Regions from separate parts of the Homo sapiens genome. Here region 2 is linked to region 1. A link is a contact called in ENCODE Hi-C or POLR2A ChIA-PET data. All regions are on one chromosome and are shown on one strand. The core of a region is the stretch at or near the end of the contact, and the rest is flanking DNA. Distances in the headings are between cores, read along the strand shown.

Region 1 (6,055 bases), core at 2,032-4,531:
AAGGAAAGAGACCTAGTGGGCAGCTGCCCAGGCTGGAACTGCAAATGCCCCACTGTGACATGTATTTTGGGGCAGCTGTGGAGAGGGTCAGCTTCCAGCCAGGACTGACTGTGGTCAACCCAGCAGGGAGGCCGAGGCAGGCAGGGGCCTTGGGAGCCTGGAGGGGTGGAGAAGAGAGTCGGGGTAGGAGTATTTGGGGGCCAGCAAAGGGCTTTTCTGAGTAGAGGTGAGACCAAAGAAGAGAGACTGAGAGGAGCCCGCCTGAGTATCGCCCCTTGATACGGCAAACAGCAGACAGCAAACAGCAAAGCCGCATGGCCAGAGCCCAGCCAGCTCCAGCTCTGCTCTCCCTAGGTACTCTCAGCCTCACAGCCTCCTCCTGTGGACACAGATGCTACGCCCTCCTTGGGGTCTCTCAGCACAGTGCCCGGCACACTAGGCCCTCCATCAGTCATCATTGTCATAATGATGGTCCCCGGGTGGCTGCTGGAGCATATGGGAAAAATCCCAGGCCGGGAGCCTGGAATGGGCTCCTCTCCTTCCCTTCCACTCTCTGGGCCTCAGTCTTCCCATCTGTAAAGCGGCATGTCCTGGCCCACTCTGCAACTGAGGATAGGAAAGGCCCGTGGTGGACTGACGAACTGTTCCCTTTGTGCCTGGAGCAGGGGTGGCAGGAGCACGGGACACAGGGTTCAACTCCAAACCCTGGCAGCTGTGAAGCTGGAATGTTTTGGTTGTTTCCGGATGAACTGCAGCATTTGAGCACAAAAGGAGGATGGGTCAGTTATGGTGTCCACTTATGGTGCCCAGCCTGTGACTGGGACCACAGTCTTCTAACTTCTGGACCATTGCTCTGTCCCCCTCACCTTGTCCAGAGGCCCTCAGTCGCTAGAAAGAGAGTGAGCTGCCAGGAGTCACAGGAGGTGTACAAGGAGGGATGTGAAAAAGTAACCCACTCACTCACTGAGTCAAGATGCAACCCAGGGGACCCCTAAGATTCCATGATTCTAGAATGGAGTCCCTAGCCAGGCACTCTAGCACACACCTGTAGTTCCAGCTACTCAGGAAGCTAAGGTAGGAGGATTGCTTGAGCCTAGGACTTTGAATCCAGATTGGGCAACATAGTGAGACTCTGTCTCTAAGGGAAAAAAATGTACATATATATATATGTGTGTGTGTGTGTGTATATATATATATGAGAAGAGAGGACAGGAAGGTGCAAAAGCCAATTCCTTGCTCATTCAATCTAGGCTGATTAGCACAAGTATTGTTGGAGAAAAAAGGGCTTGCTAAGCAACCAGCTTCTCAGAGTTCATCAAGGGGGTCTCCTCCTGGGGAGGGGGCCTGCCTCCCCTCCTGCTGCCACCTCAGGGTCAATATACACTTGGAGAGGACCCAGAAAAATGGCACAGGCTGAAGCACCATCAGAGGGTGGCAGCAGGAGGAAGGAGGAGGAGCAAGGCAGAGGCAGAGACCTGAGAGGCCTGGGGTGCCCATTAACCCATTCCTTGGAGATGGTGGGTGGGGTCAGCTTGGTCGATGTGGCTGCAGCTTCTGAGGTCTGCCAGAGCCTCCAGGAGCCTTCTACTCCCCTTCAAGCTCTGTCTGGCCCCCTCAACTCCTGAGGGAGCCTGTGAGATAGTAAGTCAGCTTGGAGCCTGCCTCTTGCAGTCTCCAGCTCACTCAGAATGAAAGCTAGAGTCTGGCCTGCACGGTGGCTCACACCTATGATCCCAGCACTTTGGGAAGCTGAGGCAGGTGGATTGCCTGAGCTTAGGAGTTTGAGACCAGCCTGGGCAACATGGCAAAAACCCGTCTCTACCAAAAATACAAAAAATTAGTAGGGCATGGTGGCACGCATCTGTGGTCCCAGCTACTCAGGAGGCTGAGGTGGGAGGACCACTAGAGCCTGGGAGGTGGAGGTTGCAGTGAGCTGAGATCATGCCACTGCACTCCAACCTGGGTGACAGAGTGAGACCCTGTCTCAAATAAACAAACAGTCTTCCAGGAACCCTCTCCCCTCTCTCAGTCCCCTCCAGCCACAGTGGCTCCCCTGCTGTTCTTGCAACATGGAAACACGTTCCTGCCTCAGGACCTTTGCACTGCTATTCCCTCTGCCTGCAATGCCCTTCCCTTTGACATTGCAAGGTTCACTGACCTCCCTCGAGTCTTTGCTCACCTGTCACCTTCTCAGGGAGGCCTTTCCTGGCACTCCAATTTAAAACTGCACGCATCTCCCCCATCCCTGAGCCCCTTCCCCACCTACTTTTTTTTCTCACTACATCTATCTTCTTTTTAAAAGTATTTAGTTATTTTCAGAGACAAGGTCTTGCTATGTTACCCAGGCTGGATTCAAACTCCGGGGCTCAAGCGATCTTCCCACCTCAGCCTCCTGAGTAGCTGAGAATACAGGTACACACCACCATGCCCAGCTAATTTATGTATTTTTTGTAGAGGCGGGGTTCTGCTATGTAGCCCAGGCTGGCCTCGAACTCCTGAACTCAAGCGATCTGCCTGCCTCAGCCTCCTGAGTAGCTTAGGACTAAGGAGCATGCCCCAGATTGCTCGTCATTAGCTGCCTGTCTCCCACTAAGACAGGAAGGAGCTCACCAGGGCAGAGATCGCTGTCTGTCTGCTCACCCATGGGCACCTAGGGCAGAGCCCAGCTCACAGTAGGATCTCAATAACTGTGTTTCAAATGCATGGATTAAAACATTCCTGTTACACAAGACCAGCATTCCAATGGTGGAATCTTTAAAAACTTTTCCCCTGTGGGAGTTTCAATTCTTTTTTTCCCCTGAGCCCACACAGAGAAGAAATGTGTGCTTCCCGGCTCCCAGGGCAGGCCCCACCCTCAAACCAATGGTTTGTCTATGGGCAGGAGGGGTGATTCTCACTTCAATGTCCTGTCCATTCACCACCCTACATCCTGGACATCTCCCCTGGATGCCGCTCGGGTGCCCCAACTCTACTCTGATCCCTCAAACTTTCCCCGTCACTGCACAGGGCCACCCCCATCCAGTCCCCGGCTCCCTCTGGCTGCTGGTGCAGCTCACAACCACTGGCCATCCAGCCCTGGGCTTTCCCTGGCCCTGCTCTTCCTCTTCAGACCCATGCCAGCCCTTGTCCACCTGGATCCTTGGCCCAGCTGCCTACCTGGTCTTCCTCCCTTCAGCAGCTGGCCTCTTGTTTCACCTATGCATGCCCTCTCATCATTCAGTGCAGAGCACTGCACACCCCATGACCCAGGGACCAAAGTCCCCCTCCAGCTTGGCCACTACACGGTCCCATCCCTGCTGGCCGGACCCAACTGCCTAGTGCTTCCTGTTACCTGTAGGCCTTTCTCCAGCAGACCCACTCCCCCAAGTGCCATTCCTTCCCTCGCCCCAGCTCTGCAAATCTGACGCCCCACCCCAAGCATCCCATAGGGCTGCTGACCTCTGGGCAAGCACCGTGGCTCTGCAGAATGATCCATAGCTCCCTGCTGGCCTGTGCGCTACCTCAGGGCCTATGAAACAGGTGGTCAAGTGGCGTTTGGTTTTTGTTGCCTTTTTTTTTTTTTTTTTTTTTTTTTGAGACAGAGTCTCGCTCTGTTGCCAGGCTGGAGTGCAGTGGTGCGATCTCAACTCACTGCAACTTCTGCCTCCCGGATTCAGGAGATTCTCCTGCCTCAGCCTCCCGAGTAGCTGGGACTACAGGCACGCGCCACCATGCCCAGCTAATTTTTGTATTTTTAGTAGAGAGGGGGTTTCACCATGTTGGCCAGGATGGTCTCCATCTCTTGACCTCGTGATCTGCCCACCTCGGCCTCTCAAAGTGCTGGGATTACAGGCGTGAGCCACCGTGCCCAGCCTTTTTGTTTGTTTTTTGAGAGAGGGAGTCTTGCACTGTCGCCCAGGCCAGAGTAGAGTGGTGCGATCTCAGCTCACTGCAACCTCTGCCCGCTGGGTATAAGCGATTCTCCTGCCTCAGCCTTGCAAGTAGCTGGGACTGCAAGTGTGTGCTACCACACCTGGCTCGTTTTTGTTTTTGTTTTTGTTTTTGTTTTTTGAGACGGAGTTTCGTTCTTGTTGCCCAGGCTGGAGTGCAATGGCACGATCTCAGCTCACCGAATTTTTGTATTTTTTAGTAGAGATGGGGTTTCACTATATGATGGCCAGGCTGGTCTCAAACTCCTGACCTCAGGTGATCTGCCTGCCTTGGGCTCCCAGAGTGCTCGGATTACAGGCGTGACCCACTGCACCCAGCCAAGAAATGTTTTTGAAGGAATAAATGATGTAAAGAAATTGGTGATAAAGCAAACAAATGAGTGAGAAAATGAGTCAAACAATTATAGAAACAGATTGGTAATAAAGTTCTATTTTTTGACGGGTCTCCTCCATGGCTGTTGTTCTCCTGGATGGACCCCTGGCCGGGGGACAGGCTTGAGTGATGATGATGATGATGATGAAGAATCAGTCAGGATGTGCTAGCCATGTTGCTGTAACAAAACTCTCAAATCTCAAGGGCTCACAACAACAAAAGTTGGTTTATCCTTCACACTACCATCCACTGGGGTAGCAGGGAGGCTCCCTCTCACTGAGCAGTTGCCACCTTGACTTTGGTCTACCAGAGGAAAGTGAGTTCTGTGGATCCTCATGGCCATGAAAGGCTCTGGCCTAGAAGGGACATGTCACTTCTGCTCACACCTCACGGGCCATAACTGGTCACATGACCCTCCCCCGGCCCCCCCACCCAAAAACCACCAGGAAGCACAATTTCCCCACGGGCTTGGGAGGGTGGGGAACTGGAAACTTTGGCCAACATCTCTAAGGACATCTCAAACACCACCACCAATAACAACACAAGCAGCAGAGGCCACGTATTAGCTCCTCCCATGCCCTGGACACCAGGCGAAGGACCTGAAGTGGGAGTTTCACTTACTACTCATGGTAACGTCCTGATGTCAGGACTATGCATATCCTGCGTTCCAGATGAGAGTTAAAGGCTACACAGAAAAGGGACTCACCAAGGTCACAGAGCTCATGAGGATGGAGTTGAGATCGGAACTCCTGTCTGTGTGTGCCAGGCCTTTACACACCCCACTGCCCGGCACGGGTGCCTGGGGAGGCTGGCTGGTGGTTAAGGACTGCCCTGGGGAGACAAAGAGCCCCCCACATGGAGGGCCATTCTGACCACCCCACCACAAAGAGCCCCCTCACACTGCCATGTTGTCCACTTTCAGGCGTCCAATGCTAGAACCCCTGGAGATGATGTGGCCAGTCCCAGATTCTGCTGAGAAAGAGACAGGCCCAGAGGGAGCAGTGCTGGAGCCAAGGTCACACCTTGTGCAGGGCTGAAACGAGACTTCAAGTCTTTGTCCACCATGGTCTGAGTGTCCCCAGCTGCCTCAACAGCACTGGGTGTCCAGGGACAGCCTCTGCCTCAGGAAGGCCCCTCAGAAGCAAGGGTGAGCACACGCACTCCACTTTCCTGGCAAGCCAGGCAAGGGCACAATGGTCCACCATGGCAGAGTCCCCAGGCCCTGGCCCATCAAGCCTGCCGCCCTGACTGCTTGGGCCACCCCCCGAGGAGCCGGGCTGCCCTGGTGCACAGTGGCTCACTGCTCCCACGGTCAGTCCCCAATAGGGAGACCCGAGAAGCCTGGAGTGAGGGAAGACCATGCTCTAAGGCTCCCCAGCCAGGACCTCTGAAGACAAGGACTTGGGCCCTCTGGGAAGCCAGACGAAGGTTCTGGGCAGAGTGGAATGGAACAAAAGAAAAGGGGTTGGTGGAGTTTGAAAACAGTCCCAGCTAGGCATGAAGGCTCATGCCTGTAATCTTAGCACTTTGGGAGGCCAAGGCGGAAGGATCGTTTGAGCTCAGGAGATCGAGGCTACAGTGATTTATGATCATACCACTGCACTCCAGCCTCGGCAAACAGAGCAAGCCCCTGTTGCAACTAAAACAGAAACAAAAAGAAAACAGACCCAGCTCTGCTCTGTGACCTTAACCTCTATGAGCCTCAGTTTTCACTATGCTTGTTTTGCCCACCAATGGCCCCCTCCCCCTGAGC
Region 2 (6,320 bases), core at 940-3,439, 150 kb before region 1:
ACACAAACTCCCCTGAGGGTGGCCTTGGCAGCTGGTGGTGGTGCCTGTCTCTGCCCACACAGACTGCCTCGCCACTGCCAGGTCCCACGTAGAGCTCCAGTCTCTAACTTCCCAGAAACAAACCTAACTAACAGCTAACCTGGTGTCTTGCCTGACTGACTGCAGTTTGTTTTTTTTTTTTTCTTTACAACAAATATTAATTGCTTTGCCTTATTTCCCATAGTGTAGAAACCTTGAGTCTTTTCAAGCCTCCTGAGTACAAATTCTTTACTTGGAAACTTTTTGTACTATTGAGTGAGATCAAAGGCTTTTAGACTTGGTCCCAGTGGGGTGGTGCTTGAAGTGACATAGGAAGGGATTCACAGCTTCTCTGGAAATAGTACACCTGAGCTACAGAAATTGTTCTTGTTACATTGAAAACTGGACAGGTGGGTTTCCTTGTGGGCATGGGGCTGTGGGAAGCTGCAGAGGAGCATCTGTTGGAACCCTTATGCTCCTGGGACTCAGGTGTGTGGATAGCCAACACAGAAGTTAACTGACACCACCAGGCTTATTACTGGTTGAAGAGAAATGAGACTTGTCAATGGGCTAGGGCCGGGCGGCTCTCAGGGAGACTGCTAGGCTTGTGCTCTCCCTCCCTGGCCTCTCTAGTGTGAGGTCTTTTTGCCTCTCTTGGCTGGTGATCAGCTAGGGGTGTCTCCCTTTTGCAGGGTGCAGCCAGGAAAATATCCTCATGTGAGAGAATCTAAGTCAAAACAAGAACAGAGGTAGGTTAGTAAAGAATGCTGCTGCCAAAACCCAGGCTTGGGTTTGGAGGGCGGGACTCCCTCCTCAGACCTGGAGGCCCCCAAGGCTCTTACTCTGGAAGGATAATCCTAACCCCTGGAGTACCAGACAGACATGCCTCTCCCCCTTGGGCAGGCAACCCTCCCTCCTGATCCCTGAGGCAGAGCTGCCCCTGCCTGCAGTTCCAAGTGAGAATCAGCTGACAGCAGGATGGCTCACCTGCCACTCAGATCAAAACCTGTGGCTTCTGACATCCAAGATGTCTGTGGACTTTGAAAATGGGCAGGGCTGGTCTAACCACTGCCTCAGCCAAGCCAGCCTGGCCTACCTATCTTCAGAGGGGCTGAGCTTCAGGCAGCAGTCTCTATTGGAGGGCATTCCTCTGCTAGCTTCCTTCCTTTTCTCTCTTCACATGTCTTCTTCCTTTCTGTCCCTCTCTTCCAACTCATACGCTTCTTCAGATCCCTCAGACCAGCCTTCAGCTTGGATCATTGCCCAAGAAAATGCTGAAACTATGGCATGTCAGGCTGGGTGCAGTGGCTCACATCTGTAATCCCAGCACTTTGGGAGGCCAAGCTGGGCAGATCATTTGAGGCCAGGAGTTTGAGATCAGCCTGGCCAACATGGCAAAACCCTGTCTCTACTAAAAATACAAAAAAAAAAAAAATTAGGCAGGTGTGGTGGCTCACGCCTGTAATCCCAGCTACTCAGGAGGCTGAGGCACAAGGATTATCTGAACCTGGGAAGCAGAGGTCGCAGTGAGCTGAGATCGCACCACTGCACACCAGCCTGGGCAACAGAGCAAGACTCTGTCTCTAAATAAATTAATTAATTAAATAAATAACTAAATAAATAAATAAAAATAAAAATAAAACTATGACACATCAGAGCCAACAGCCTTCTTAGGAATCTGCTGGGCCAGCCCCTAGTCTGACAGATGAGGATACCGAGGCCTCCTAAGGGCCTGGTGTCTTGCCCAAAGCTGCAGGGAAGAAACAGAGTCCCCTAAGACTCAGCGCAGTGCCCCCTGCTCCAACCAGGGCCCCACTTCCCTCCCATCAGCCTGACAAGGAGCGCGTCCTCGGCCTCCCACAGTTTCTTTGGTTCATATTTTCCAAGCAGTGTACATGTTTAGTCTGAGTCTGATAGCACCTACATTATTAGAAGGAACTTTGCCCTGTTATAATACTCAAGGCATTTATTTACCAGGACAAGAGGTTTAGATAGCTAAGGTTTTGTGTCTGGCCACAAGAAAGTCAATTTAAGCTTACGTTATATAAGCTTAACTGTTAACCATCACCCTGCTCCACCATGGTTCACGCCCTGAGGCCAAGTGGCTTCTATATTGTAATGAGTCAGTTTCCATAATTTCTGACATCCCTGGGTTTCTGAATTAGAAAACAGAAGCACCAACCTGAAAGTTAAGGTTTCTGAGTCATAAGAATTGAAAGCCAAATACAATCTAGCAATCGCCTTATTTCACAGATGAGGAAATTGAGGCCAAGCATTGCTCAGGCCTCTGTCCCCTGCTCCTGCCTCTCCACCCAAATCTCTAAGGCTTCTTAGGATAGAAGAAACTCAGGAGCTCTCCGGTGAAGAAAGTGGGGTCCAGAGAGGAGCGACTCACCCCAGGTCCTGCCACCAGTGAGTGTGAGGGCCCAGATGGACCCCACCCAGTGCACTCTCCTCAGCGTGCCCTCTAGGGCTTGGTCTGGAGGATGCCATTCCATAAACATACTACTTATTTGGAAAAATCTAGGACATGGAAGAAAAGGGTTCCCATGAGCCAGCTTTTGGGAAGTTATTTTTGAGGAGGTGAGGAATTTCTTAAGTGTCATTGTTTATTTTCTGAGCATGTTGGCTCTCAAGATTTATCCCCAAAGAAGAAAATTAAAGTATGACCCCAGGCCTCAAGGGATTTGTTCTTTAGCAGCAACAAAACAATTACAAGAAAAATCTGAAGGTTTAAGGCCCCTGACCCCTTAATGTCTTTGTTGTAGCTTTTGCAACACATTGGAAAGCTCAGGACATCTAGTCTGTTTCTGCTAAGTGGACAAAAGCTGGTCAGGTGTAAAGAAAGGGCTGGTGCACACTCTAACCGCTAGTGTGGGACTATTTTCTCTCTGGAGATGCTGCTGACTTTCTAAGCTTCAGTTTTGGGGACTCAGCATGGCATGCGTCCTCCCAGAGGCCACACATTCTGACTTACAGTCATTGAGAGCATGATAACTGGTGTGTCCTGTTCCAGGAATGTCTCAAGGCAGAAGGCCTGCCAGCAAGCACAGAGTAGCAGTGTACCCTACTGCCTTTTGATGGGCAAGGGCAAGGAAGTGCCAGCCTTAGGCATTGTTAACACATCTGTCAGTCATTTGTGCGTCCATCCCCCCAGTGAGGACCCACATGCCTCCTGTCCCTAGGTTTCATGTCTGGGTGATAAGACTCCCTGATACCTTTTCAATTCAATGTTCTTTTTTTTTTTTTTTTTTTTTTTTTTAGACAGAGTTTCAGTCTTGTTGCCCAGGGTGGAGTGCAATGGCGTGATCTCGGCTCACTGCAACCTCTGCCTCCCAGGTTCAAGTGATTCTCCTGCCTCAGCCTCCCCAGTAGCTGGGACTACAGGCGCATACCACCACACCCAACTAATTTTGTATTTTTAGTAGAGACTGGGTTTCTCCCTGTTGGTCAGGCTGGTCTCAAACTCTTGACCTCAGGTGATCTGCCCGCCTCGGCCTCCCAAAGTGCTGGGATTACAGGCATGAGCCACCGTGCCCTGCTCAATTCAACATTCTTAACTCCCCAGTAAGTCAAAGAAATAATGAGCAACACAGACTCTTCCTAATCTGATCAGTGACTGGCTTGGGCCTTTCTGAAAGTGCTCTTGTGGGCTTCCCACATTGGGTCCGAAGTTAGGACACAGAGCACATTCCTCAGAGCAAGGGGCCAGCTGAGCTCACTGAGGGAGTGAAGAGCTCTGGTGGCATCGTAGATACCTGCTCAGAGTGCTGGACTCTACCTGGGACCCCAAACCACCCTCCCCCACCATCAGCAGCAGGTGTCAACCCCCAGGACTGGAGTTGTCACATCACTGCTGGTGATATGTGTTCTTTGTTCTTTTTCTTTGTGAAGGTCGTGTTATTTTTTACATTTGATAGACACTGGGGTATGCATTCCTTTTACTGCTTATTTTTACTTTAGTCTTACCCTAGATCATGGCATTGGGTGAAGCCAGCTATAGACAGAGCTGGCATTTTTGTAATAGAAATAGGGGTCTTGCAAGTGAGCCCCGGAAGGGTACCTCCCAGAGCCAGGGTAGGTGAGGAGGTGATTAAGGGTCATCACCTCATTTCTCTAGGCTGGGAGCCAACATTCCATTAACATGGCTTCTAGGGAGCTTCTTATCATGTCATATTTGATGGCAACTTAAACCTTTTTAGCCATGTGCATTTTTCAGAGTCTCTGTCCCTGAGGTGCTTGGCACAGGGGCCCAAGCAAGGTGACTGCTCAGGCAACCCCGTGGTACACCTTAGTATGCCTGGAAGCTGTCACCTCCCTGGCTCTGGCTGCTGCGCCCCAGTGCTCAGCTGAACTTGGTTTCTTTGACTCCTGAAGCACAGCCAGCCATTGAACACAGGGAAGAAAGGACGAGACTAAAGGGAGCTGTTGCTTTCAGGGCTGCTTCATGAATTTCCCCTAAAGAGACACAAAGAAGACTAAAGCCCCATAGTCCCCTTTGTCATCAGAGCCCTCGTTTTTGCTGTGTTTCTGTTGATGGTAAAATGTGCCTGCCTCTGTCTACCAGGCCACACCCAGCCCAGCGGAGCACGCACCTCCTCCAGTTCCCCTCTCCACTCAGAAATGCACCAGGACGCATTTCAAAATCTCTTCAGCGGAGCAAACAGACCCCCTGCATCCCCCCGGGGCTGGTGCTGCCCTGCCCTCTGAGCACCTGTACCCCGCTCTGGGCAGGCTGTCACTTGGCCTTCCCTGGGTTGGGCTTGACAGCGGACTGTCATAGTGGCTGAGTTCAAAATCAGCCTGCGTGGCAGCGCCTTCCTGAAGTTAGAAGGTGTTTTGCAGCCCCGGGCTGAGAGGCCCCGCAATGTGAGAGTGGACACTCATAGTCAAAAAGTTCTCCATTTCAAGAACGCGTACAGCCACCTTCCTTACCGCCGGCCCTGCCGGGAGCCTGCTTCTTATCATTTGCACCTCATTGCTTTCCTCACCTGCCATCTCACACGTGGCTGCCCTGTGTTGCCCCTGTGTGCTGTGCCAATTGTGTTTTTTTGCTCTGTGTACATTTTGGTTTTATTTGGGGTTGCTGTTGATGATTTCCTTTGTTCCGGTGTTCTGTCTCCCCTCGCTGGCTGTGTGGGGGCTGCCTGGCCCGCTGCTTGCCGCCTCCATAGATCCCCGTTGCGCAGCCATCTGTCATGGACGACATTGAGGTGTGGCTCAGGACCGACCTGGTGAGACTCGACTTTTCTATTTCATCTGTGGGGTGTGGAGCGGCAGAGGCTCTTCTGAGGACAGGCCTTGGGGGAGCATCAGCAGGGGCTCCACCCCTGTCTGGGTCAGTGGAGAAGGGAGGTCTGGGCAAGCTCCATAGCTGCCCCTCCTCCCCGACATCAGCCCATAGCTGTGGGTGCTGCAGTGGCCTCCCGGCCTGCGGAGGCCAACTGTGCTGGGGGCAAGGCCTTGGGCACAGCCTCCTTCACCCACACAGTCCTAGCCGTAGCTGGCTCCAAAACACACACTTGCCTTCCCCCCAGTATCTTTTCCATTTCAGATGTATGTGCCGTGCTTTGGTTTTTTGGGGGAGGGAGTGTTGGGGGAGCATGTTTTTTGTTTTGTTTTGTTTTGTTTTCATTTCTTTTTTTTTTAATTGTGAAGTATACACACAGTGCTTTTGTTTTTAATTGGCTGTCATCCCCCTCCTCCCTTCCTGATTTTTGATGTAAAAGAACCCCTGCCCCAAAGACCCATTGTCTCCATCCTCAGAGATAGGGCTAGAAGATGAGGATACTATGCATCTGAAAATGGCAACAGGTCCCAAGAAAGGAGAGCTGCAGTGGCTGCATGTGATAACTGCTGGCCCCTCCCTCTGTTCTTTACAAAGCACTTTCACTCTCAGCAGCCCAGTAGGGGGCCAGGGTGGCGGATGAAGAAGTGCACTCTGGGAAGTGGCTTGCCCAGAGTCATGGGGTAGTTGGATTCTCCCCCAGAGCTGGAGACACCTCATCTCCCTCCTAGGTGCCTCCTCTGTAGGGGGCCTTGTCCCCAGGCAGAAGAGCCTGTTGAGTTCTTTAACCACAGGGTCAGCCTGGCTGTCTGTGGGCTGGTGACCTGGCTACCTCCCACACCAGGACAGCAGGCCTCAGGTTGGGGCCTCTGGCTGCTCTGGGCCTCCTCCCCAGAAGGTCAGCTTTCCAAACACATGCCTTGCCAAAGAAGGCAGCTGCCTGGGTGTCAGGGAGGAAGAACACACCCCGGGACATCTTTCCCAAGGGGCTGTCTCGAAAAGAAATTGCTTCTCT

Evidence for each region. Hi-C counts contacts between places; a loop is a spot of excess contacts on that map. ChIA-PET counts read pairs that join two places held with the same protein, here RNA polymerase II (POLR2A). Pooled maps may share reads with other maps.
Region 2: POLR2A ChIA-PET joins it to region 1 with 31 read pairs in activated naive CD4-positive, alpha-beta T cell. The contact joins two enhancer-like sites. A Hi-C loop is called at or near these places in 4 of 168 maps with a recorded cell type or tissue (HepG2, endothelial cell of hepatic sinusoid, gastrocnemius medialis and 1 more), 1 of 37 single-sample maps with no recorded cell type and 8 of 50 pooled maps. POLR2A ChIA-PET finds 5 or more read pairs at or near these places in 9 of 52 experiments (GM12878, HEK293, activated B cell and 5 more).

What each region holds. Positions count from the first base shown.
Region 1 is chr17:17,703,542-17,709,596 of GRCh38, reverse strand. The region is part of intron 1 of RAI1 (retinoic acid induced 1); the gene reads right to left. It overlaps LOC124903943 (a long non-coding RNA gene), which reads left to right. Exons shown (of 2, transcript XR_007065650.1): 2 at 1-6,055. Among named protein-coding and RNA genes, the nearest start is that of RAI1, 25 kb to the right of the region's middle. RefSeq lists a silencer at 3,128-3,422. Within about 2 kb of position 3,281, at least 2 of the 41 ENCODE cell types and tissues checked have a DNase peak (open chromatin) inside an H3K27ac peak, as active enhancers do.
Region 2 is chr17:17,849,825-17,856,144 of GRCh38, reverse strand. It overlaps TOM1L2 (target of myb1 like 2 membrane trafficking protein), which reads left to right. Exons shown (of 15, transcript NM_001082968.2): 13 at 5,193-5,252. Among named protein-coding and RNA genes, the nearest start is that of SREBF1, 16 kb to the right of the region's middle. RefSeq lists enhancers at 5,876-6,170, 5,992-6,251. Within about 2 kb of position 2,189, at least 2 of the 41 ENCODE cell types and tissues checked have a DNase peak (open chromatin) inside an H3K27ac peak, as active enhancers do.